Linked DNA regions of Homo sapiens: all the other regions are linked to region 1. Evidence: chromatin loops called from intact Hi-C (ENCODE). Cell type or tissue: OCI-LY7. All regions are shown on one strand. Region 1 overlaps ACOXL (acyl-CoA oxidase like). Region 2 has its middle 64 kb from the start of MIR4771-2. Region 3 overlaps ACOXL (acyl-CoA oxidase like).

Region 1 (8,000 bases):
AAATTATTTTTTACTTCTTTTATTTATTTATTTTGAGACAGGGTCTCATTATGTTGCCCAGGCTTGTCTTGAACTCCAGGCCTCAAGCGATCCTCCTTCCTCAGCCTCCCAAGTAGTTGGGACTATAAGTACACCAACATGCCCAACGTATTTTTTGTATTTTGAATATTAAAGAAATAGGCCAGGTGCGGTGGCTCACATCTGTAATCCCAGCACTTTGAGAGGCCAAGGCAGATGGATAACCTGAGGTCATGAGTTCAAGACCAGCCTGGCCAATATGGTGAAACCCTGTCTCTACTAAAAATACAAAATTAGCCAGGTGTGGTGGCACATGCCTGTAGTCCCAGCTAGGGAGACTTGCTTGAACCCAGGAGGCAGAGGCTGAAGTGAGCCAAGATCGTGCCATTGCACTCCAGCCTGGGCGAGACAGAGCAAGACTCCATCTGGAAAAAAAAAAAAAAAAGAAGAAGAAAGAAAGAAAGAAAAGAAATGGGATTATCTACTATGTATTCTTTTGTGTCTGGCTTCTTTCACTTAGCAATGGCTAATTAAGAGTCATCTTTAGTATCTGTTGTAGTTGTGGTTCATTCATTTTCATCGTTATACAAGATTAAATTGAATTAATATACCACTAAAATATGTTGAGTCAACAAATTGTGTGATTCTGATAATAAGTTCTAAAACAGACAAAACTAACCAATACTGGGGTGAAAAACACACACAACCGTGGTTACCTCCAGGAGGGTGGAGGCAAGGGTTGACTGGCAAGGGTATAAGAGAACTTTTTGGGGCGATGATAATGTTCTATGTATTTTGATAGGGGTTGGGTTACATAGGTGTATATATTTGGCAAAGCCCTGAGAATGTACACTTAAGATTTTTGCATTTCATTGTATGAAGTTCTACAGCAAATGAAAAAGATCTGGCATGTATTGAAGTCTTCTTAGCAGTATGCACACTGAGTTATTTAGGGGGAAGAATATTTATGTTAGTAATTTTGAAATGCACCCAAAAACCCAAAAATGGGATATGGTGAATAGAGAGATCAATAGATGGGCAAATACGTGATAAAGCAAGTATAGTAGCATGTTAATGCCAGAATCTAGGTAGTGGATATAAAGATCCTCAATGTCAAGGTCTTCCCATTTTTGTGCATGTCTAAATTTTTTTTTTTTTTTTTTTTTTTTTGAGACGGAGTCTCGCTCTCGCCCAGGCTGGAGTGCAGTGGCACGATCTCGGCTCACTGCAAGCTCCGCCTCCCAGGTTCACGCCATTCTCCTGCCTCAGCCTCCCAAGTAGCTGGGACTACAGGCACCCGCTACAATGCCTGGCTAATTTTTTTGTATTTTTTTAGTAGAGATGGGGTTTCACCATGTTAGCCAGGATGGTCTCAATCTCCTGACCTCATGATCCGCCTGCCTCGGCCTCCCAAAGTGCTGGGATTACAGGCGTGAGCCACCGCGCCCAGCCGCATGTCTAAATTTTTAAATATAAAGTGTTGGGGCCAGGCATGGTGGCTCACACTTGTAATCCCAGAACTTTGGGAGGCCAAGGCAGGCGAATCGTTTGAGCTGAGGAGTTCAAGATCAGCCTGGGCAACATGGCGAAGCCCCATCTCTACAAAAAATACAAAAATTAGTGGGGCACCTGTAGTCTCAGCTACTCAGGAGGTTGCAGTGGGAGGACCACTTGAGCCTGGAAGGTCAAGGCTGCACTGAGCCAGGATTGTGCCACTGCACTCCAGCCTGAGCAACAGAGCAAGATCCTGTCTCAAAAAAAAAATTATACATATATATATATATACACACACACACCCATACACATACACACACAAATATATGTGTATTTGTTTATATATAATATGTATATGTTTATATATAATATGTATAATATGTAATGTATATATATGTATATATATAGTAGTGGAAAAAAGTAGATGATCAGAAATGGAATTATGGTAGGGCCATTGTTTTCTTAAGTAAGAACTTTGTGCACAAAAGTTGGTTTCTAAATACCGTTCTCAAATAAAAGAAACTAGGGCTCCTTGGATAAATGGCTGATTCTAGGACAGGGGCAGGGAAAATATAAGATGAGCCCGAAACTCCCAATGGCCAAAGCTGGAACAATTTGAGCAACAAAAATGTGCTGTTAGATTGTAACCCAAAATATAAAATAAACATGTTAGTCTATACTGATATAAGTAAATGATTTAATAAATAAATACATGGGGGAAAGAGATCAACCTCCTATAAGAAATAATTTGTGTAGATACTCTCTCCTCCAGAAAATGGAGCTTAACTAGCCCCACCTACCCACTCACCCAACTTGAATGTTGGACAGATTGAATGACTAGTTTCCAGAGAAGGAAAAGGTAACTGTACAGTGGAGAAACCTGACAAGCACTACAAACATCACCAGGGATAAGCCATGTCGATGGAATGTACTCACTAATACGATGTGATGCTCAGGATATTCTTCCCAACACCCATAATTCCAGTCTAGTCATACGGAAAACACAGACAAACCCAAATTGAGAGACATTTGACAAACACCTGACCAGTACTCTTCAAAACAGCCAGGTCATGGAAAGCATGAAAGACAGAGGAACTGTCACAGACCAGGGGACCCTGAGGACGTGTGACAGCAAAACACAGTGTGGCATCCTGGATAGGACCCTGGAGCAGAAATCGACCACCAGTGGGAAAACTAAAGAAATACAAACCAAGTCTAGAGTTTAATAGATGCTGCTTTGTTTTTCTGAGATGCAGTCTCCCTCTGTCACCCAGGCTGGAGTGCAGTGGCGCGATCTCGGCTCACTGCAACCTCCACCTCCCTAGTTCAAATTATCCTCTTGCCTCAGCCTCCAGATTAGCTGGGATGACAAGTGCCCGCCACCGTGCCCAGCTAATGTTTTTGTATTTTTAGTAGAGACAGGGTTTCGCCATGTTGGCCAAGCTGCTCTCGAACTCCTGACCTCCAGTGATCCACCGGCCTCAGCCTCCCAAAGTGCTGAGATTACAGGCGTGAGCCACCCTGTCCGGCCTGTCAATGCTGCTGTCTTCGTTTTGACAAATGTGCTATGGTTGTGTAAGATGTTAACAACAGGGGAGGATATATGGCAAATCTCTGTACTATGCTTTGTAACTTTTCTATACACTGAAAATTATTGCAAAATAAAAAGTTTATTTTAAAAAGAAGGAATAGCCAAGGCAACACAAACAACAAAATGACCTTTGTGCATTAAAAATGAAAACAAAAAGCTGAAACATTTTTAAAAACAGTCTTTGTGCATGGTTTTCTCAAAATCTAAATCAAAAATCAATTTTGATCTAGTGGAAAACACATCTTCAGATACCAAATTTGAATGCCATCATGACCAGGGACACCCTAGGTGTCCACCCTTCGACCACAGAATGATTCCAGGTAGCACAGACATTCTGGAATTAAGCATCAACACGAACTTCAAAATCAAGCTGCTTTCACAGCATGCTCCTGCTTTAATAACCTGCCCCTTTTTCCTGGTCCCTTTTGCAAGTTTGCTTCCAGAAACACCTCCGATTCAGCCTGTGATAATTCCCTACAGCATTCTCTTCTTGTTGAAAACGGCAAGAATAAAAAATGCTTTATGTCCAACACCAACAAGGTGAAACCACGGCCAAGCAGTCACACAAATGACAGGTGGGCATGAAGAACAAATCCCCAAAGGCGGAGAGCAAAGAAACCATCTGCCTTCTAGTAAACACCACAGCTGCATAAACACCGCAGCTGCACCCACAGCTCAACCTCCTACCGCCAAAGCATTCACCCCACTCCCAGGAGCCACCTGCACAGCCTGATGAATTGATGGTGAATGGAAACAGAAACTGTTTAATCATCTTGTGGTAACTGGCAAACACTGCAAGCTCTGAACCAGCAAGGGAGACTGAGAAAATGCGAAGACAGGGCTTTCTAAGTACTGTGGTTTAATTTCAGTTGTGAAGTCACTCAGCCGGGGAAATGTACAGCTGCTAATTGGCAAAGTCTACAAAGGTAGCAGGGAAGAAAGACTCAGGAGATAGAAAAAGGGAGGCAGAGGAAGAAAAGATCCCCTGCACCAGAGATAAAGCCTGATAGGCACTTCCAATCCACCCCCCTGCATCCTGGGCACTCCACGGAGTGCAGTGAGGAAAAGGGACACTCCCTCTCCAGCCTTCCTTTCTCCCATCTTTCCTTGTTTCCTTGCCTCCTTACTTAAGTTTTCATTAGGCACCTGCACCACGCTAAGTAGGAAGAATCCAAGATACCTTGGCCCATTCCTCTCCTCAGAGAGCTCAGACTCTAGCATAGAAGACAGAGGAGCAGGAGTGTCCCACCAAGACAGGGAGAGAAATTTTTCACATTATCACTAAGCCCCACGTGGCCAGGGCTCTGCCGCCTCACAGGGGATGGATGGCATGGTTGTTTTCTGCAGAAGAAAACCTTTAGTGCAGCAACTACCTGTACTTACTGTCAGGATGAGCTGCAGGGGTGGCAAGAAGACAGAGTGAGAACCATATTCCTCTGCAGATGCCAATAAGAGGGGCATATGTGGGCAGAGAGAGGAGGCCCCCAGGAGGAGAGAATGGGGAGGAGGTGGTAAGGTAGAAAGGGCTGGAAGGGAGCAGACAGGAAGTAAAGGGAGAAACAGGACCACATGAGCAGAGATGCAAACAGATATAACCTCCTAAGACAACAACACAAGCCATAAAAAAAACACAAAAACATTTCTTCACTAGGTAAAGGTATGTCGGTTTTGGCAGACACTGCTGGTGGCTCTTCCTCCCCTGCCAGGATTCTGAGGTAGGTCACTCCACTGCCCAGCCCCAGGGCACGTCTGATTGACTCAGGTCATCACAGGGTCCCAACCTCCAGGAAAGTGATCAGCTTAGAAATGAAATTTGTTGCTTGAAACGAGGACGGTTATTTTTATAGTGTGAATTTAGGAGACACTGTGGCTAGAATGGCACACGAGAGGCTAGCTGAGAAAACAAAAGTGGGTGTGCAGCCCCAGCTGTTAAACACACCAGAGGATGCACCCAGTCCTGTGGCCAATGGATATAACCAGGCCTGACTCCCTCCTGAGGCTGCACTCTGCCCATGGGATGGCTGAGTCTGCTGGCTTGCAGGCTCCTTGTTTCTGGCTGTCGTTTAAATATGATGCAATTGGTCACCCAAAGGATGTCTCTAGTTGTTAGAAACAAACTCACCCATCCAAACCCAAAGAATGGACTCAGAGACCCAGAAAACAGCCAAAGTGAGACTTTTAATGACAGTCTTGTAAGATCAGGCGTCTGATAGGCAGGCAGACCCAGCACAGTTTCAACAAGCAATTCATCCCCTAGTGTGCAGGTCCCTCCCCCAGTTCCTCATAGGTTGAGTACTATGGGGTCACAATCTTCCTGGATGTCACCAACTGATTGTTGGGTAGGGGCTTTAGATGTCTTTTTTAGGGTTCTTTTGCTGCATTTTATTTCAGCCCACAGTACATTGCAATCCTAGTTAGCTCAGGGCTCTTCAAGTACATTTGACTTATGACCTAAGTAGCTGGGCAGGCTGATAAGAACAGATAAAGTGAGCTATTTTGGAGACTAGTAAGCTTTCATCTTAGACTAAACTTTTTTGGTTCAGGTGAAGGCAACTAAAGGGCGGGGGGAGAAGAGGGGGAAAGGGGGAGGCCGACAAGCAGGCATCCGCTATTTAAGCAGGGGCCTAGTATATCCTGTTTCTTCGGTAGTTCGCTGACCTAAGTCAATTTAAGGCACTTTGTCTTGGAAAGAGACCACTGTATACATTATTTCCTTCATGGTGGAGCGTGACTGTGCACCAATTCTGCAGGCGTCTACGGTGCAAACTCATCGTCTTCAACAACAAATCCATTCGACGTACATGTGGAGGAAGCCCCCTCATGGAGGCAGGCAACATGCCCAGGAGCCGGGTCCCATGCTGGAATCTGGGAGCCACTCATGCACTTACTTGTCCATTTACAAGTAAATGGGAAGTAGGAAGGTGGACATGGCGATTCCCTCAAGGGCCAACTACAATCTGAATTGTAGTTGGATCTTGGGGTCTGAGATCACTTAGGGACAAAGGAAAGGTTGAGTCAATATTCTCCCATGGCTATCAGGAGGGGCAGAGAGAACAGCCAGGGATCTGGGGGTCTCAGTGATTTCTGCAGCATTCACAATAAGCCCATAGACACTGTTGAAAAAAAACAGAGGTTTGCATATGTTCCGTAAAGGCATTGTTATGAAGAGAAGGACGGCAATCGGAGTCCCCTGCTCAGCTCTGCAGTCAACATCTGTCTACAGCTGTAATCTGGGTAAGCACCATTCTCAACTCCTGGTCTCAACCCATGGGCAAAGCTTTACTTGTAGAGTGAGAACAGAGTATAAATCTTGCCAGCCTTGACGTTGTAAGGTAGAGGATACAGAGAAGAGACTTAAAGAGAAGAGATACTATCAACACTCAGTGCAACAGGGTAAAGAAAAATAAAAATGATACACACTAACAGGAGGTGACAGGAGACTCTCCAGTCCCCTTGCAGGAAAAGAAAGGGGCAGAGGTGGCTGCTTTCCCTGACTATGGTGCAGATCAAAGTTCTGCACTCTCAAGACACAGTAAGAATGACTTTAGCTAGAAAACCAGTCCAGGTTTCCTCAGAATTGCAGCCACTTTCAGAAGCAGTGAGGAATGGGTATTGATGACACTTCATCTCTTTAGTCAGACATTGGTTCCTTGCACGGGTAATATTTTCATTTGGAATCAGTCGGCAAGCGTCTACCCAGAAAAACAAAAATATTGCTGATCTTCAGATCAAAGTCACAGAAAAGGAAGGTAGTAGAACCCCCACTAACTTCCCATTTAAGGCAGAAATGCCTGACCTGTGGCTTCCCGGGCTCTCTTCTGTGACATTACTTCAATCACTAGAATGGTCCAGAGACTAAGGGAAAGCATCTGCTGTCCCTTCCCCGAGCTACATCACCCATTTTCCCTTGCAGACACCCACTCCCTCTGCCCAAACTACATGATGCTGGTTGTTGACCCCCCACCTTCTGGTGTGGGCAGACACTGACTAGACTGGGCCAATCCTTGCTCCTGGCCCCAGTGACCACTGCAAGGAAGAGCAATGGCCAGCTGGGTTGGTCAGGCTGAAAACCAAAAAGGGTCCCTCTCTTCCTGCCTGGCTGCTGAGCTGTTGCACATGTGCCATAGCTCTGAAGGCCACGAGGTGGACAGGGCCTGTCTGGACAGGAAGAGAGCAGGTCAGGGGATTCCTGAAAGTGCCACCCAAGCACCTGGATTCCAGCCTCCACACCTGAGGCCAATGTGAGCTGCATTTCTGACTCTGCAACTGAAACAGGAGCAACTACTTATGCTAATAACAGTGCTTAGGGTTGCAAGCAACAGAAAACCAACTCGCATTAACCTGAACGGTAAAGGGCAGTTGCTACCTCAGGGAACTGGCAAGGCAAACTTGGGGCAGGCTTCAGAGCAGGTTTGATTCTGAGGCTCAAGTGTGTCCTAGAACTTAGTGTCTGTCTACTCTGCCTCCATGGGCCACTTCATCCTAGAGGTGGTCTCCCTCAAAATGACAAAATGGCTGCACCAGGGCTAGCTTCATACTCAAACTCCACCCTCTCCAAGATGAGAGAGTATGCCCCTCTGACAGATCTCGCAAGTAAGCAAGGAAGTGTCTTTTGCCGGCACACCAAAAAACCTCCTCCCCTCCTATTTCATTGACTACAGTCAGGTCACATGACTGTTTCTGAACCAACTCCTGTGGCCAGACGGTGGCTATGCCTGAATGGCTTCCTCCAGGGTTTACAAGATAGGTCCTATGGCAAAGTGTGGGAGGAGTGTGAAGTGACTGGTCAACTGTGGGAGAAGGTTGTAGGTAATGTAGGGAGGGGACGTGAAGTAAGGACAAGTGCTTACCTCACTGATACTGTGCTTGATGAGGAAGCAAAAGAAATTACCACCAG
Region 2 (8,000 bases), 960 kb before region 1:
CTGCAAAGCGCATGTTGTTGACCTTGGCCTTAGCAGCCTCTGCTGAGGCCTGCTTTAGGAGGGAAAGCCTCAGGCAGCAGAGTCGCAGAGCTCGGCCCTACCACCAGCTTCCAAAACATGGCATCCAGAAGAGCTTCAGTTCAAAACCAAACCTCGCTGTAAACTTGCAACTGAAATTGTTGCAAGTTCCCTGTGGGTGAGAAACACAGGGCAGTGTGTCTGCATCCTTCCCTGTCGTGGAACCTGCCATGTCCCAGCAGCCACCAGGGTCCTGGCCCTCCCCTCCCCTCTCCCCTGGGCCGCTGTCATTAGCCCAGCTGACTCCCAGCCCCCTCCCTTCCTCTGTGCCTGGCACCCTGGTTCTGCTTTTAGAGGAGCCGGCCTTGGCTGAGCAAAGTGGCCAGCATTGGGAGGGAGCAGAATGGCTCCTGTTATTCCCTCCCTTCCTCAGTTTGGAGCAGGAAGCATCCACCTCTTCCATCCACCTGTAAGAGTCTTTCTTACATCCACCTGTAAGAGTCACCAATGACTATATCTGGAGACTTATTCGTTTCTGTGGCTTGAAAAAAGCTTTTCAAAATATGAAAATCCCTTGTATTTACATAGCTTTTTCACTCTTCGAAGGCTTCACTCATGATCTGGTTTAGTTGCCTTCAAGCCCCATGTCTGGAAAGGCAGTGGGCAGAGACATATTTTATAGACCCTGCAGCCCGCAGAGCAGAAGAGGCTGAGGGAGTCCTTCACGTTATCCTGGCAGTGGCAGGAGTTCTAAGCAGTCTCCCTCAGGATTCCCTGAGCTGTGATGGCCTAGCTCACTCCATAGATGGACGCTTCCAGGCCGGCTGGAATGCTGCCCCTTCCCGTGGATTTGGGTTGACTCCCAGGCTGACCACAGAAAGAAATGTCCCTTACTTCCAGAAGCTCAGGAGTGAGGGTGCAGAACACCCTTCCTGGGGGCTTCTGTATCAGCAACAGGGGCTTTCTTGCACTGCTTTGTCAGGATATTTGGGGCATGCGTAAGTCTAAGGCCAAATTCCTTGGCCTGCATTGGAGAAGCAATTTCCTTATCTAAACACGTGAAGGGCAAGTGGAAGAAGCCAGGTGGGGGGGCTCTAGGGGCATGCAGATGATTATGTAGAGTCAAAATAGAGTCAAAAGCACCCATGTAAGGGACATGTTGGCAGTGCTGCTGGGCTTCTTACTAGAGAGCACACTCTTTGCTGCTCCATCAGGGACATGCTGTCCAGTCTCTGGCCCCCTCTGCTGCAGCCATGGGGCTTCAGAAGCCTCAACCAGTGTTCCAGGTGGTCAGAGATGTCCTGTGAGATGGAAGCTGTTGCTTTCTTCAAGCTCCACACCGGGAGGATGAACTGTCAGTAACTTTATGTATCCTGTGGCTTATACCTGACACTTTTTCTTTGTTTTAAATCTCTCAGTGTAAACAGAGTAATTATATAACCCTTTCCTGCAACCCATTTATTACAGTGTTTAAAAAAATAATCTCAAAAGACGCTGTCCTAAGTCAGGTGTGCTGAGACATTTTGTTTTGAGTTTCCAGAATTACTGCAATCCTTTGTTGTTCGCCCTTGGTCCCTGCCCCATTTTGCTCTTGGGAACAGGAACCAGAGGCTGGCACTGGGCACCAGGCTCAGCTCTGCAAGAGCAAAGCCAGACCAGGACAAGAGCTGTTGATTTTTACAGCCATGTTTAACTAAAATTCCACATAGAACATTTTCTAAAAACGCAAACTTTGAACCATTTATTATGGAACATTTTTTTCTTATAATTTTTGGTAGAAATTTCTTTTCAGTAGCTTTTTAAAATTATAAAGTCAACATATAGAAAATAATAGAGGGGCAAAGAGAAGATAAAAATGAAACATAATCTCACCATCCAGAGATACCCACTTTTGACATTTTGTTGTATTTCTTCCCAGTTCTCTGTATATACACATATATGTGTAATTTTATTGTTGTTTTGGAATTCGTTGTGTATAAATTTTGTACTATAGCTTTCCACTTTGCATCATATAACTATGTTTCTGCATCATTAAATAGTCTTGAAAAACACCATCTTGAAGTTGCTACAATAGATTCCATCTTATAGCAGTGCCATAATTATTTAACTGTTCCCATATTGTGGGACAGATGCACTGTTGCCAGTTTTTTTACAACTATATATAAAGCTTCAATGAACATCTTTAAAAAGAAGTCCAAGTTTCTGACTCCTTCCTTCCCATGGTTTGCCAGAAGGGTTATTGCCAGGTGGAGGGATATAAATTCCTTTATTATAAAGGCCTGAAACCCAGATTGCCAAATTGTTTTCCAGAATAGTTCTTCCAAAGACACATGCCTGAGGCTGCCAGCAACTGCCAGCAACCTCAGCTGGGGGCTGTGGAGGTGAGAGGAGGCCATTTATTCATTGCACATTCTTTCTGTGATTTATGAGATGAAGAGAGAGGTTGAGATTTGACTTGTTGCTTACAGAGCCGTAGGCCACAACGGAGGAAGGGAATGAATGAGTGTTGAGAATGCACCTGTGTCAGATCTGATGGGAACCATAATGACCCAATGCCTATCACCCAAGCTGTGGTGAGCAGTAACATCCAGCAGGTGTGTGGACTCCTGAATTCCTGACGTTTCTTCTGACTTTTCTCTGTACCCAGTTAACAGCCAGCAGGTTCCAAGCGTGCTCAGGTCAGGCTGGACTCTCTCTCTGAAGAACATCAAAATTGTCACTTTACACGTAATTGTAAGTACACAGACTCTGGGAAGGCAGTCCTTAGGGTGTCCTGAGAGGAAGTATTGGCTTTCTGCAGTAATGTTTCTCTTTTGTTCGGGTTCAGAGGCTACTTTTCTTGCTAACTGCTGAGTTCTGAGCTCCTGGGTGAAGTAGATTCTGAGTGCCAGTGAAGCAGAACATAATGATCCTCAAATTTAGGTTTATTTCTTTAAATAACCATAAAAAAGATTTGTAGAAAGGTCTTAGCTAAAAACACGATGCCTGGAGCCAGCCATACGCTCAGCCAATGTTCGTGATGCTGAAATGAAATGAAGTGACGAATGTCACCCCAGGAGGTGTCCAAAGAGCACCCTCCAGGGGTCAAAACCTCTACCAGGCATCCATTGCCACCTCTTCCCAAGACAGCTGAGGGCCCAGGACCAGGGCAGAAGGTCAAGCATTAGACGCTCCAGGTGCCTTGTCCCCCAGGCTGGCATCTGCCCGGTGCCAGGTGCCAGTAGAAATGTGAGAAACAGTGTCCTGCTGCAGGTGTGTGACACCACAGAGCCATGGGCTGTCGTGGCTGATGTCCGTGGGGTTGAATCTGGGCTTCGGTGGCTCTGCAGACATTACTTAATCTCACTCATCATCACATCCTTCATCTATAAAATGGGCTTACAGGCTGTCCACCTTTTGAGTGGTTGGAATCACTGATGGAAAAGTTGATATTGGAAGTGTACTGAAAAACTTAGGAGGGCTGGGCACGGTGGGTCACGCCTGTCATCCCAGCACTTTATGAGGCTGAGGTGGGTGGATCACTTGAGGCCAGGAGTTCAAGACCAGCCTGGCCAACATGGTGAAACCCTGTCTCTACTAAAATACAAAAATTAGCTGTGCATGGTGGCACACGCCTGTAATCCCAGCTACTTGGGAGGCTGAGGCAGGAGAATCGCTTGAACCCAGGAGGTGGAGGTTGTAGTGAGCCGAGACTGTGCCACTGCATTCCAGCCTGGGTGACAGAGCAAGATTCGGTCTAAAAAAAAAAAGAAAAGCTTGGGAGTTGCTAAATGAATGTTACCTTCCATGTGCCTCGTCCCACAGATTGAGCAATCCAGGAGCAGAGGCAGTGACCTAGAATCACTAGGGGTGATTATCATAAGAGATTTTCAGTATGTATGGGGGCCTTTGGGGGAGATATTTTCCCTCGAACTGAGGGAGGTCTTCTTGCGTCTTCAGGTGGTGCTTGTCCCACGGGCAGGATGCACAGTGGCTCCTACACATGGGGTTTGGCAACCCTGTCCCTCCTCACCTTGGTGCCCCAGCAGTCCCTTCATATTTCTGTCCTTCGCATCTTCTCTGAATTCCTGAATTCCTAGCTGCTGCCTTGGCAGCATGGCCTGAACACTGTGCCCACTGGCGGTCGTTTAGAGGGCAGAGGTGTTCCCTGGGCTCATAGGGAGCCCAGCCGGGCACAGGGCACAGCACTTGCAGGTGGATGGAGGCTCAGGAGGCACAAGGGTATTGCGGGCAGATGAAGTGGGGCTGTCCCCTCGCCTGCCCTTGCTGAGAAGGAGACTCTGGTGGGGTCAGAGGGTCCCAGTCCCTGGCAAGGCAGCCTAGTGGGTACCATTTGGGAACAGGCAACTCATAGCCTACTGCCGCTTGTGCATGGTTCAGCCTATAGAAGGCAGCCTTGGCTTGCAGCCCAGTCCCAGTTCCTTCCAGGTGGGACCACAAGACCTGAGCTATGTGACACAGAGCATGACAACTTTCACGTGGGCCACCTCTTCTAGAATGGCTATGAGGCCTGACAGGTCCCTGCGCCCCCTTGGACAGCTAGACTTGTGACAGTAAGTGATCAAACAGGGACAGGGCCTGGTGTGTGGCCGTCCCTCTGCCCATAGGAGGTTACCAGGTCTAGGCTGAGCTGGAGCTCCATAGCACTGGTTTCTAGAATAGTGCAGATGCTGGGCCTATCCTGGAGGCTACACTTAAAATAAAAAAAGAACAAAAAAATCTTTATTAGGGTGTAACTCTTCACAGTTATTCCTAGTGCATAGGGGAGCAACTGTTCATGATGTTTTCTGGAGGCTTCTTAAAGGAAACCTCTCACCCTCTCTCGGGTGTGGCACTTGGCTGCTGGGAACAGACAGTTTATCTTGCAGAGAAAACTGTTTTGCAAGAGGTTTCCCACCATTATGGTCTGAGGGAGGGTCCCTGCCAGCTTTTCTTAGTCACTTGGGCTTAGAGGGAAGGTGGTTTTCGTTTTTTTTTCTCTGTTCTTTTTTTCTGAAGGCAAGAGCCATCTGGGGGCAGGGCACACATGGGTAATTACCCTGACTTGGAGAGACAAAAGGACTGCTGATCAGCAGTTCTCAGGGCAGCTGCAGGTGGCTGATGCTTTTGGTGGAATATCACAAAGTACCCAGGCTGGGGGTGAGTCAGAAATCCTTAGGTCACTTGTGGTTTTCTTTCATGGTTTTGCTGTGACTATTAACTTGTTTTTACTTAACAAGAAAAACAGGTGTTTGGGTGTCTGTTTGAAACAGTGCTGCCCTGCTGTTAGCAACTCACTGTAGTCACGAGGCTGCCCTGGCTTGGCGACACTGAATACCTAACTGGAATAAGGAGCAAACCCTGGAAGAAGCCGGAAGCCAGTCCCGTGAGAGGGATGGGGCATCCCTGAGCACAAATACAGAACCTGGTTGTTGTGAATTTAAATCGAACTTGGAGTCAATCAGCCAATTCATTAATTTGAATTGCTTACTTACTGCGCCAGCCCCTAGCACCCTCCTGCACAGCTTTGGAGATGAACTTCCACCTTGGAATAAGCGTGTGTGCTTGGATCTTGGCTTTGCTTTTGTATGTGTAGCCAGGTGAGCCGGCAGCTCTCACCTGAGTTGTGTTGCTTTCTGGAGGGAAATAGAGGCAGTGCCTTCGTCCACATGCTGCTGTGGGTTTTCTTTCCACCTGGCCAGGCAGCCAGATGCTGCAGCTTTTTAAGTCTCATTAACGTCAACGTGTGCACTGCCCGTTACCAGTACCAAGAGACTGACAAGAACTCCTGCCTCCCCAGCTGCAGGTGCTGAAGGCTTCCCTCAAGTCCTTAGGCCTTAAAGGATGAGTTTCAGGCTTTCTGCAAAGACTATCAGAAATGGGAATCTGGCTCAAAGCAAGTCTGTGCAATTCTGCACAGGGATCAAAGGAAATGGAGGCACCAGTTTGAGTCCTGGGCCTTGGGCCTGGACATGGCTGGGATCTGCCAGAAAAACAGACCAGGAACTCTTTTTTTTCTCTTTTTTTTGAGACAGTTTCTTGCTCTTGTCACCCAGGCTGGAGTGCAGCGGCACGAACGCAGCAACTTACCGCCGCATTGACTTCCTGGGCTCAAGCGATTCTCCCACCTCAGCCTCCCAAGTAGCTGAAACGACAGGCATGTGCCGGCTAATTTTTCAGTTTTTTGTAGAGATGGGGTCACACTATGTTGCCCAGGCTGATCTCTGACTCCTTGGCTCAAGTGATCCTCCTGCCTTGGCCTCCCAAAGTGCTGGGATTACAGACATGAGCCACCACGCCCAGCCTGCTCTTTTTTTTTTTTTTTTTTAATTTCTTTAAAAAAATTTTTAAAAAGAAAATTGGGTGGAGAAAAACAAAGTGTTTTTTAAAAGAAAAAACAAAAACAGGAGTGGGGCTGTATTCTGCAGCTTGGAGCACAGGTGACTGTAATGCCGAATAGTGATTGCTCAGGGCATAGCCTTCCCCATCCCCTTTCACCAAACCAGACCCCAAGGCTGTGGGAATTCCTGGAAATCATGGGGTACTTGTGCTCTGTCCTGTATGGCCGAGAGCTCCAAAGATTTGCTGCCTTGCTGTGCCACTGCGGCTGGCAGGGAAGAACCAGAGCAGCCGGTGAGTCAGACACTCGGGGTGATTGTTGCTGAAGTCATTTCTGAGGGAGGTGGTCAGCACCTCACTGCAACCAACTGCTCTCCAGGAGGCACCAGTTGCAAAGGTGGGCGAGTGCAGTCGCTGCAGGCAGACTTTGCTCTGTATCTTGCTGTGTCCCCAGTACTGTGGACATGCCCAGATCCCAGCAGACAGTTCATCTGTTGGATTAATCTGTTTTATTCTTTTTGAAGAAGAGGCAGTCCAGGGTGGAAAGCCTGAGAGTGCATCACCCGTCACTTCAGGAGACATCCTCACCTCCGATTCCTTATGTATATCAGATAGGGTGTTCGTGGGCCCTTCCCTGGGCCTCCCTGAGGTGTGAATTGCCTGTGTGAAGGGAAGTTGAAGCTGGTGCCTTGTAGGTCCCCTAACAGTGGCTGCAGGTGAGCCCTGAGCCATCTGGGCAAAGCCAGCTGTCATAAATGACCAAGCAAGTTGGCTTGTGGCTAAATTGATGTCCTCACCAGCATGTCCTCGCCAGAAGGGTGAAACTTCATCAGGACAGGCCGCACGCCAGTCGCAACTGCCCTTGAGGCAAATGAGAGACTCCTTCCATCTCTGCAATTCCCACACTTGGGGAGTGCCTGTGCTTTGCAGAGGCCCATGGTGAAGAGACAAGGGTGGCTTATTGTCTGGCTGGGGAAGCCCAGGGCTCAGGGCTCCTGGCACAGGGAAGGTGCCGGGAGCCCACAGGCTTCCAAGGGCCTGAGTGAGGATGGCTGGTGGATGTCTGCCCTGCTGGCCACGCTCACTACTCACCGAGGCAGAGTTGGCTCTGCTCAGCCTCTGAATGCCTAGGAGGCATTTGTTGTCTGTGCAGGGACAATGAGAATCCAGGATTAGAGGGGGACAAGGGTCCTAAAATCCACACAGGCCACTCCTAAGGTTTGTTGATTTGACTAGCATGAATTGAGTGCCTACCGTATACAGGAAACTGTGCCAGGTTCACAGGGATGTATCTGTGGCTGGTAGTGGATGAAATGAGGCATCGTGACAGGAGCTGCTGTCAAGCTTCCCGGAGCCTGAAGGTTCTTAGGGAAGTGGAGATGGGGATGACAGGGGCATTCAGGAACTACCAACAGAAGAGAAGCATTTACTCTTTTCTCTTTCTTTCTTTCTTTTTTTTTTTTTGAGACAGGGTCTCACTCTGTGGCCTGGGCTAGAGTGCAGTGTGGTGTGATCATAGCTCACTGCAGCCTCGGTCTCCCAGGTTCAAGCGATCCTCCCACCTCAGCCTCCCGAGTAGCTGGGACTACAGATGTGCACCACCACACCCGGTGAATTTTTGTATTTTTTTGTAGAGACAGGGTCTTGCCATGTTGCCCAGGCTG
Region 3 (8,000 bases), 110 kb before region 1:
GTTCTGAGAGAGCAAATCCCCTTTCACAAAGCCCGTGGAGGTGCCTTTTATGCTTCCGCCATCTGTCATCACAAAATTCACAACAGCTCCCCCAGTCTCACGACACTACATGGACAATTCTGCGGGGGTCACCCGGAGCCGTTCAGAGGCTTTGACAGCAAAACAATGCTGGGCAAGGTGCAGCCCGGTGAGAAAATCCTGCTAAACAAACACAAGGGGTCAACAGCTCAGAGAGCAAGATCCACTGAAACCCACTAATTGGAAATAATTCCAAGTTTTTCAGACATTACGTAGTGACAATAAGGTGCAAACACCGGATTAGCGACCTCCAAAAGACAGAGAGCTTTTGTTCCATCTTTGTAGGAGCAGAATTTAACCCCGTGTTTTGAAATTCCCATCAACTACCCTGTGTGAATTTAAAGGTTCACCATTTAACAACATAGCCGGGGTTAGATTTTGAGTTTCTCCGTTCCAGGTCAAGAAGCAGAACCTATGTGAGGGGAAGTGGGGGGAATAGGACAAATAAAGCCCTGAAAGCAGCCAGGGAGCAGTGTTCATTCAGGCCTTCCCAGAGCTCAGTTAACTAAATGGGCACCTGAATTTTCTGTCCCACCGGGAAAAGCCATATGCATTTCCAGTGGTTTGGGTTTTTAGTACTGGTTGTCTGTAAGTCAGTCTTGTCAAGTGGTATTTGTCAAGATTTTGTTGTTTTGGTATTTTTTTTAATGATGTAGAATTTACATTGAGCTTTATAATCAAGCAAAAAGAAAGTCAGAGGTTTCTGAAAATGCCTGATGAGTGTGGAAACTGGTTTGATTTGGGAGTCAGGATTCTGTAAAAATCAATACTGAAATAAAACCGTTGTTATTGTTGATGTTGTTGTTGAGATAGGGTCTCACTCTGTTGCCCAGGCAGGAGTGCAGTGGCATGATCTCGACTCACTGCAACCTCCGCCTCCAGGGTTCAGGTGACTCTCGTGCCTCAGCTCTTCTCATGCCTCAGCCTCTCGAGTAGCTGGGATTACAGGCGTATGCCTTGTTACTCCTAGAAGCTCTTGTAGGATTTATTGTGGACTTCAGCTCAATAGAGTAACACTCGCTTCCAGCAGGACTCCGATCTGTGAGAACAGGGGAACCAGTGGATAACAGGGGGCCGTGTTAAACAACCAGCTCCCTCTGTGGTCCCCAGATGCAGATAAGCCCGGCTGCCACTTCCTGAGTGCTCTTCTACACATGTGCTTGACTTGCAGCAGATCACCTAGACATGAACTCGAGTCTCTCTCTCCAAAGCTCCTGGTCTCTGCACTGAAGATCTGGATAGAGTTCTGGCCAGAAAGGAAGGCTCTTGGGTACCCCAGGCACTCCATCTTCTGCACCAAGATTCATCGTGGTGAATTAAGTACACACACTGATCTTTTCCCGAAGACCAGTAAGCAAGTTGGGGACAGCAAGCAATGTCTCAGCCCAGGCCAGGCTCAGAGTGGCCACTCCGAAAAGGTCCAAATGACCAAGGTGATGCACAGACACCCCAGCCTCTTACTGCAGCTGCGGTGGAGCCTTTTCCTGGGTCTCTACACAGGATTAGAAAATGGCTATTCAAGGCTGGGCGCGGTGGCTCATGCCTGTAATCCTGTAATCCCAGCACTTTGGGAGGCCAAGGCGAATGGATCACTTGAGGTCGGGAGTTCAAGACCAGCCTGGCCAACATGGTGAAACCTCGTCTCTACTAAAAATACAAAAGTTAACCAGGTGTGGTGGCAGGTGCCTGTAGTCCCAGCTACTTGGGAGGCTGAGGCAGGAGAATTGCTTGATCCCAGGAGGTAGAGGTTGCAGTGAGCTGAGATGGCACCATTGCACTCCAGCCTGGGCAACAGAGCAAGACTCCACCTCAAAACAAAAACAAAAAGGCTATTTAGGCGACAACCCCACAGCACACACAAATGGAAATCTTATACTGGATAAAAGCACAAAATGTGAAACCAGTGCTGCAAAGTCACAGATAGGAAGCAGGAAGGGAAAGACAGGGTTGGGAGTAGGCAGGTTGTGAGAACCGGGCTGAGGTTACTGGGGCATCTCTGTGGCTGAAGAAGGGCAAGGAAATGGCTTTCCAAGGATTCTAGAAGCCGCCTCCTCTCTTCCCTCTTCGGTGAGTCTGAGGGATGCCTGGGGAGTCCTAGCATTGATCCCACAGGCCAGGAACTTGGTTGCCACCCTCAGATGCAAGGTGAGCATCACACTCCTTAGCCTGGGGTCCTGCTGGGGTGCCAAGCGCCTGGTGAGCAAAGACCCCTCAGCAAATAAGACCTTATGTCTGCCATCCAACCCTCTTGTTTGCAGAGCATCCTAAAATACGATTCCACAAGTTGGAAATGGAATCGGGTTTCACCACTGGCAAAGCCCCTCTCCATGCAGCCGGCTGCCGTCAACAGCAGCTGCATTTCCTCCGCCCTTCTCCCTAGGCACCCAGTTGGTTTTCCTCCTTCTCCTTCCTCCAGGTGTGCTCTTGCCAGAGCTTGCCCCAATAAGTCTCCCTTTCATAGTGTTCTGATGAATAGATTGTCTGTGTTTTCTTTTGCCTTCTTGTTAATGGCCTGAACTATCCTCCAGCAACCCAGCTGTGCATGTCAAATAAAATGTATTGGGGTCAGATGGATCCTCACATAGCACTGAAATGCACAGCACACGAAACAAAGCACATCTAGCCACCACTCGCACACTCTAGAAAGCTACGCTCAGAAGCAGCACAACTGCCACAAAAGCCACCCAGACTACACAGCGTCCGGTCAAATGGCATCTTTTCATATCATCAGTCCATTCTCTTTCTCTTTGTTTTGGATTTTTCAAATATGGTTATGCAAAAGGTTTCTGTTTTTAAACTCACTATGCAAATACTAACATTTTACAAAGCCCAGGCAGATAAAATCAGCTCAGGTTGAACGTATCCTAAACGCAGAGCTATAACTGATTCAACTTTGCAATTTGACCTTTAATTGTCATATAGAAATGGAGAAACGCATGTAGATGAGTGGCGAATTTTATTGTGTTATATACAAAGGTACCGCCTCGCACGAAGCATGCAAACTCTCTTCAAAGGATTAAATATTTCAAAACTGAAGGAAAATGAGAAGGCAGGCTTCCTGTTTGAGACACACAGAGGAAGAGGGGTCTTTTAAACCTGTAATAAAACAGGTGGGCTTAAGAAACTCAGAAAAAGGTGTAAGGAAATATACTCTGCCTGGCACCGTGATATTTTAAAGAAATAACATTTGTATTTTGTTCCATAACTAAATCGAATCAGCTAACGCCATAGGGAAAGTACATGTGTTTGCAACGCAGCCCAGAGTCAGCTTGTTACATCTGACTCTCTGTTCTGGTTACAAACATCTCTCTGTTCAGCCTGCTGGTGCATACAGACACTCTCACAGCTGAGGACAGATGTGGCTAGCAACGCCTTGTGAAGCAAATGTCAGGCAGCAGACTGCTACCACAGGCTCACACACCTGCAGGTGACATCACCGAGCTTTATCTTACCCCAGAAATCTATTAACATGCAGAAACAAGTGTCACCCAACCAAAACCCACTCTTAGAAAGCATTGGCCTCATCAGCGTGAGAAGGGAAATGACAAACGAGATGCGGAACTTCCACTCAGCTCCACGTCTGTCTCGGGGAGTAGGAAGGATCCCCTGTTCCCCACCCGGACTTCCCAGGACACCTGTTCTCTAACATCGAAAGGATGTCAGATGCAGCCAGAACAAACAAAAGCTTTGGAGAAAACTCCATTTCCTGGATATTGCCTTTTTCCTTTGTTTCAGGGAATTTTGTCTTTTGCAGCAAAAAGTAGCTAATACCAGTGAGTTTTCACTAATTTCTTGTCCCCGAAACAGATATCTTCTTTGGCTGTAACTAGGCAGATAGCAGGTACTCGATATATGTCCAGAGCACCTAAAAAATGATATATATCTGAGATGCACTTTAAGGTACCCTAGCCAGCATCCAGGCACAGTGGCTCACATCTGTAATCCCAGCACTTTGGGAGGCCGAGGTGGGTGGATTGCTTGAGGCCAGGAGTTCAAGACCAGCCTGGGCAACATGGCAAAATCCTGTCTCTACAAAAAATACAAAAATGAGCTGGGCGTGGTGGTACACGCCTATGCTTCCATCTGCTCGGGAGGCTGAGGTGAGAGGATGGCTTGAGCCTGGGAAGCAGAGGTTGCAGTGAGCCGAGATCAGGCCACCGAACTCCAGCCTGGGCAACAGAGCCAGGCCCTGTCTCAATCAATCAATCAATCAATTAATCAACAAAAACTATGTTAAAAATAAATAAATAAATAAAATACTCTAGCCAGAGATAAAAGGGAGGATAGGGTGAACTAAAACTGTCAAAATGTTGATAATTGTAGAAACTAAGAGACAAATAATAGGGAATCCACTATGCTACTCTCCCTCGTGTTTAAAATTTTCCATAATAAAAATATTTTTTAAACGTGTAGCAAGATTTCCAGTTGTTGGCCCAAACCCTCTTCCTCCCATCCTTGGTAATAAAGTCCTAAGTCTGCTCATGTAACCTACTCTTCTCTATGGAGCCACTAACTAACCCAATCACAGTCACCCCAATGCTTCTTGCCTTTGATGGCCTTAGGAATGGACGGATGGGTTTATCTGGCCAATGAGAGATGAAGGAAAGTCTCTTGAAGGGTTTCCGGAAAAAAAGTTTCCATGCTGCTAAAAAATGACATATGGGAAAACACGGGTCCCCCTTTTCTCAATCTTCTACATCTATATGTGAGAGCAAGAACCTCAGCAGCCATATTGTGACCATGAGTGAGTCGGTCAAAGACAAAACTGACATGTTGAGTTGCAGAGAAGAAAGATCAAAGCCACTCTGGTCCTTGAGGTGTCACGGAGCCCCTGAAATAACCACCCTGAAACTGCCCCACTTCAGGAATCATTAAGAGAGAAAACAATCCACTTCCTATCTAAAATAGTTAAGCCAGGGTCATAGCTAAAGGCATCCTACCTGATACGAAATAACTGTTTGATGAATGAAGAATGAATAAGACTCCAAAGCACAAAGAATTGTCAGAGAGTCTTAACAGCATCATCTGAGTCTTAGAAAAATCAATGTCCTTGGAATCCCATACAAGAGTTGGGATTTACATTGTATATTCTCTTTGCACACAGGGTCTTCTGGCTTTTACAGTAGGTCCCCCTTCTGTACCGGGGATACATTCCAAAACTCCACTAAATGTTTAAAACCAGGGAGAGTACTGAACCCCACTGCCAACCAGACATATTCCTGTCCATGTCTTCCACCCACAAATTTAATTTCCATCTTAATTAAGTGCTTATCACCCCTGTGGCTGTACCTTTTACAATTTGAGGTGTGACAGCAAAACTAGCACAAATTTCTTTTTCCTTCTTCACAATTTCACAGGTAGAAGACTCCTTCTTTCTGTAGATCTTAGCAACCGCAGCATATGATTGCTTTTCTTTTCTTATGAAGTCGAGAACTTTCACTTTTTTACCTAAAGGAAACACTTTATGGCTTCTCTTTGGCATATCCCAATTGCCAGCATCACGACTCTTGTGTTTTGGGGACATATGAAGTCAAATAAAGATGACTTAAACACAAGCACTGTGACACCATGACAAGCCATCTGATCACTGAGACAGCTACTAAGTGACTAACGGGTGGGTAACCTGGACAAGGGGAGGATTCCATTCAGGATGGGATGGAGCAGGATGGCTTCAGATTTCATCATATTGAGAGGTGAAGCCAGCTGGATTTCCTGGGTCGAGTGGGGACTTGGAGAACTTTTCTGTCTTAGGAGAGGATTGTAAAATGCACCAATTAGCATTCTGTAGCTCGGATTGTAAAATGCACCAATCAGCGCTCTGTAGCTAGCAAGAGGATTGTAAAATGCACCAATCAGTGCTTTGTAAAATGCGCCAATCAACGCTCTGTAAAATGCACCAATCAGCAGAATCCTAAAAGTAGCCAATCACAGGGAGGATTGAAAAAAGGGCATTCTGATAGGACAGAAACAGAACATCAGAGAGGTCAAATAAGGGAATAAAAGCTGGCCACCCCAGCCAGCAGCGGCAACCCGCTGGGGTCCCCTTCCACCCTGTGGAAACTTTGTCCTTTTGCTCTTCACAATAAACCTTGCTACTGCTCACTCTTTGGGTCCAAGCCATCTTTAAGAGCTGTAACACTCACTGCGAAGGTCCGCGGCTTCATTCTTGAAGTCAGAGAGACCACAAACCCACCAGCAGAAACCAACTCCGGACACAACATTACTCAGGATGGCACACAATTTAAAACTAATAAATTGTTTCTGAAATTTTCCATTTAATATTTTCAGAACAAAATTGACCACAGGTAACTGAAACCACAGAAAGTGAAGCATTGGGTAAAGGGAAATTACTGCATTTCACAGTACATATCATATATTTTTATTTCTTTGACAAGCAATCAGGTACATCCTTGTATCTTCTCCTGTAAAGTTGCTTTTTGATTTGTTTGGTGCATTTTCTCAAATCGTATCTCATATTCACAGCTCTGCCCAGGTCAGCAGAGATTCCTAATACACTAGAAAGAACACAGTCTTTATTGAATGGCTATGTGGCCTCGGACAAACTCCTCAACCTCTCTGAGCATTAGTGCCCTTATCTCTAAAACAAAATTAGTAACACCCATTTTAGGGGCTATGACAGTTAAATGAGGAAGCGTTTAAGCAATATGTCATCTATAGCATTGCACACTGATGTCTCCTCCACATCAAGACTAGTTTTAAGGTCAGGAATAACTGTTGCCAACTGGCAGAATCAGTTTTTTTCTTCTACACTTGCTTTCAGGTATACAAAAAAGATGTAAGAAGTATAAAAGATGAAACGATTTTCCTCCATATGAGCAGTTTTGCCTCCAACACCTAATGTTTCCTTTTTTCCTACCTACACTCATCACAGAAGACATGTGATTTAAAAGAAGACTCTCAAAGGTTTCCTTTCAAACAAGACAAGTCCCATGGGGTAGGTCAATTCTCTCAACTGGGACAGTTTCTTAAAGCAAGAGTTGGTAGCTTCCTCCCCAGGGCCATCTGCTGGCCATCAGGTGGGACAGATTCCAGGGAAGGTGGAGGTGGGGTGCTAGGCTGAGCAGAGCAGTAATCTCTGCATCCTTGACCCCATGCCAGAGGACAGGGGCCACTGTCTCCTTCTTGTTTTCAAGGGAGAAAATAGAAACTGGTCCCTCTGCTTGAGAAGGGCCACCTCTCCCTTGGGTTAAGCAAGAGCTTTCCAGATCTCTGCCAGGTGGTGGCCCTCAATGGCCTCTGCCACATCATCCCTGCACCTGAAGTCTCCTTAATGCTCTTCCATAAACCTACTCAGTCATTACTTAAATAGGGAAATTTTCCATGAGCATGGCCTGCCCTTCCAGCCCTGACACTCTCCAAACAGCACTTTATCCCCCTGCTGGTGGAGAGCAAACAAACACCCTCCTTGGGGGCTGGGGCTGAATCAAGGCTCTGAGCCCTAGGGAACCATCCCAGCACCCTGGGTGGTGTTGGTGACACACTTTGGGGAAAAGTCTTCTGCTGGGAGTCAGAGGCCTGAGTTTGAATCCCCAAGTCCACCTGGTGTGGAACCTCCACATCCTGCCTCCTTCATGGAGATGTGGTAGGTTCTGCCTGGACGATCACAAAGAGGTACAGGCAGAAGATGCCTGGAAATTGTACCAACAATGCTAATCATATCCTCTACCCACTGTGTGCCTGCAAATCTCTTCTTCCCCCTCTCTTCTTCCCCTCAGAAGTTGCTGCCAGCCCATGCTGCACAGCCTGAAGGGCAGGGCACACCCTCCCCACACATGCAAACAGACACACACACACATGCACACGCACACAGACATGCACACACATGCCTTGGAGCATCGAGTGCTTCCTTTATCACCCTTAGGTTGTGATAGTACTCCCACCAGGGTCACCAAAGGCAGACA

What was found. A loop is a pair of places that touch in the nucleus more often than their neighbours do. Peaks named below come from ENCODE experiments on the same cell type or tissue, not always from the same donor. Only the 100,000 strongest peaks of a DNase experiment are listed, where the experiment ranks them.
Region 2: a loop joins it to region 1, with 10 times the contacts of the local background. A loop is called at or near these places in 2 of 110 quality-filtered maps.
Region 3: a loop joins it to region 1, with 10 times the contacts of the local background. A loop is called at or near these places in 2 of 110 quality-filtered maps.

Annotation. Positions count from the first base shown.
Region 1 is chr2:110,744,487-110,752,486 of GRCh38, reverse strand. The region is part of intron 1 of ACOXL (acyl-CoA oxidase like); the gene reads right to left. Among named protein-coding and RNA genes, the nearest start is that of ACOXL, 16 kb to the right of the region's middle. RefSeq lists an enhancer at 3,743-4,002. In OCI-LY7, no CTCF peak of the experiment used is centred here; a DNase peak (open chromatin) is centred at 3,826; H3K4me3 peaks cover 632 bases.
Region 2 is chr2:111,703,132-111,711,131 of GRCh38, reverse strand. No RefSeq gene overlaps it. Among named protein-coding and RNA genes, the nearest start is that of MIR4771-2, 64 kb to the left of the region's middle. RefSeq lists enhancers at 4,313-5,096, 5,097-5,882 and a silencer at 4,966-5,260. In OCI-LY7, a CTCF peak has its summit at 4,368; DNase peaks (open chromatin) are centred at 4,481, 5,141, 5,731 and 7,041; H3K4me3 peaks cover 3,817 bases; H3K27ac peaks cover 5,484 bases.
Region 3 is chr2:110,854,018-110,862,017 of GRCh38, reverse strand. The region is part of intron 10 of ACOXL (acyl-CoA oxidase like); the gene reads right to left. Among named protein-coding and RNA genes, the nearest start is that of ACOXL, 130 kb to the right of the region's middle. RefSeq lists an enhancer at 2,247-2,764. In OCI-LY7, CTCF peaks have their summits at 7,137 (motif pointing left) and 7,379; DNase peaks (open chromatin) are centred at 3,467 and 7,067; H3K4me3 peaks cover 1,786 bases; H3K27ac peaks cover 496 bases.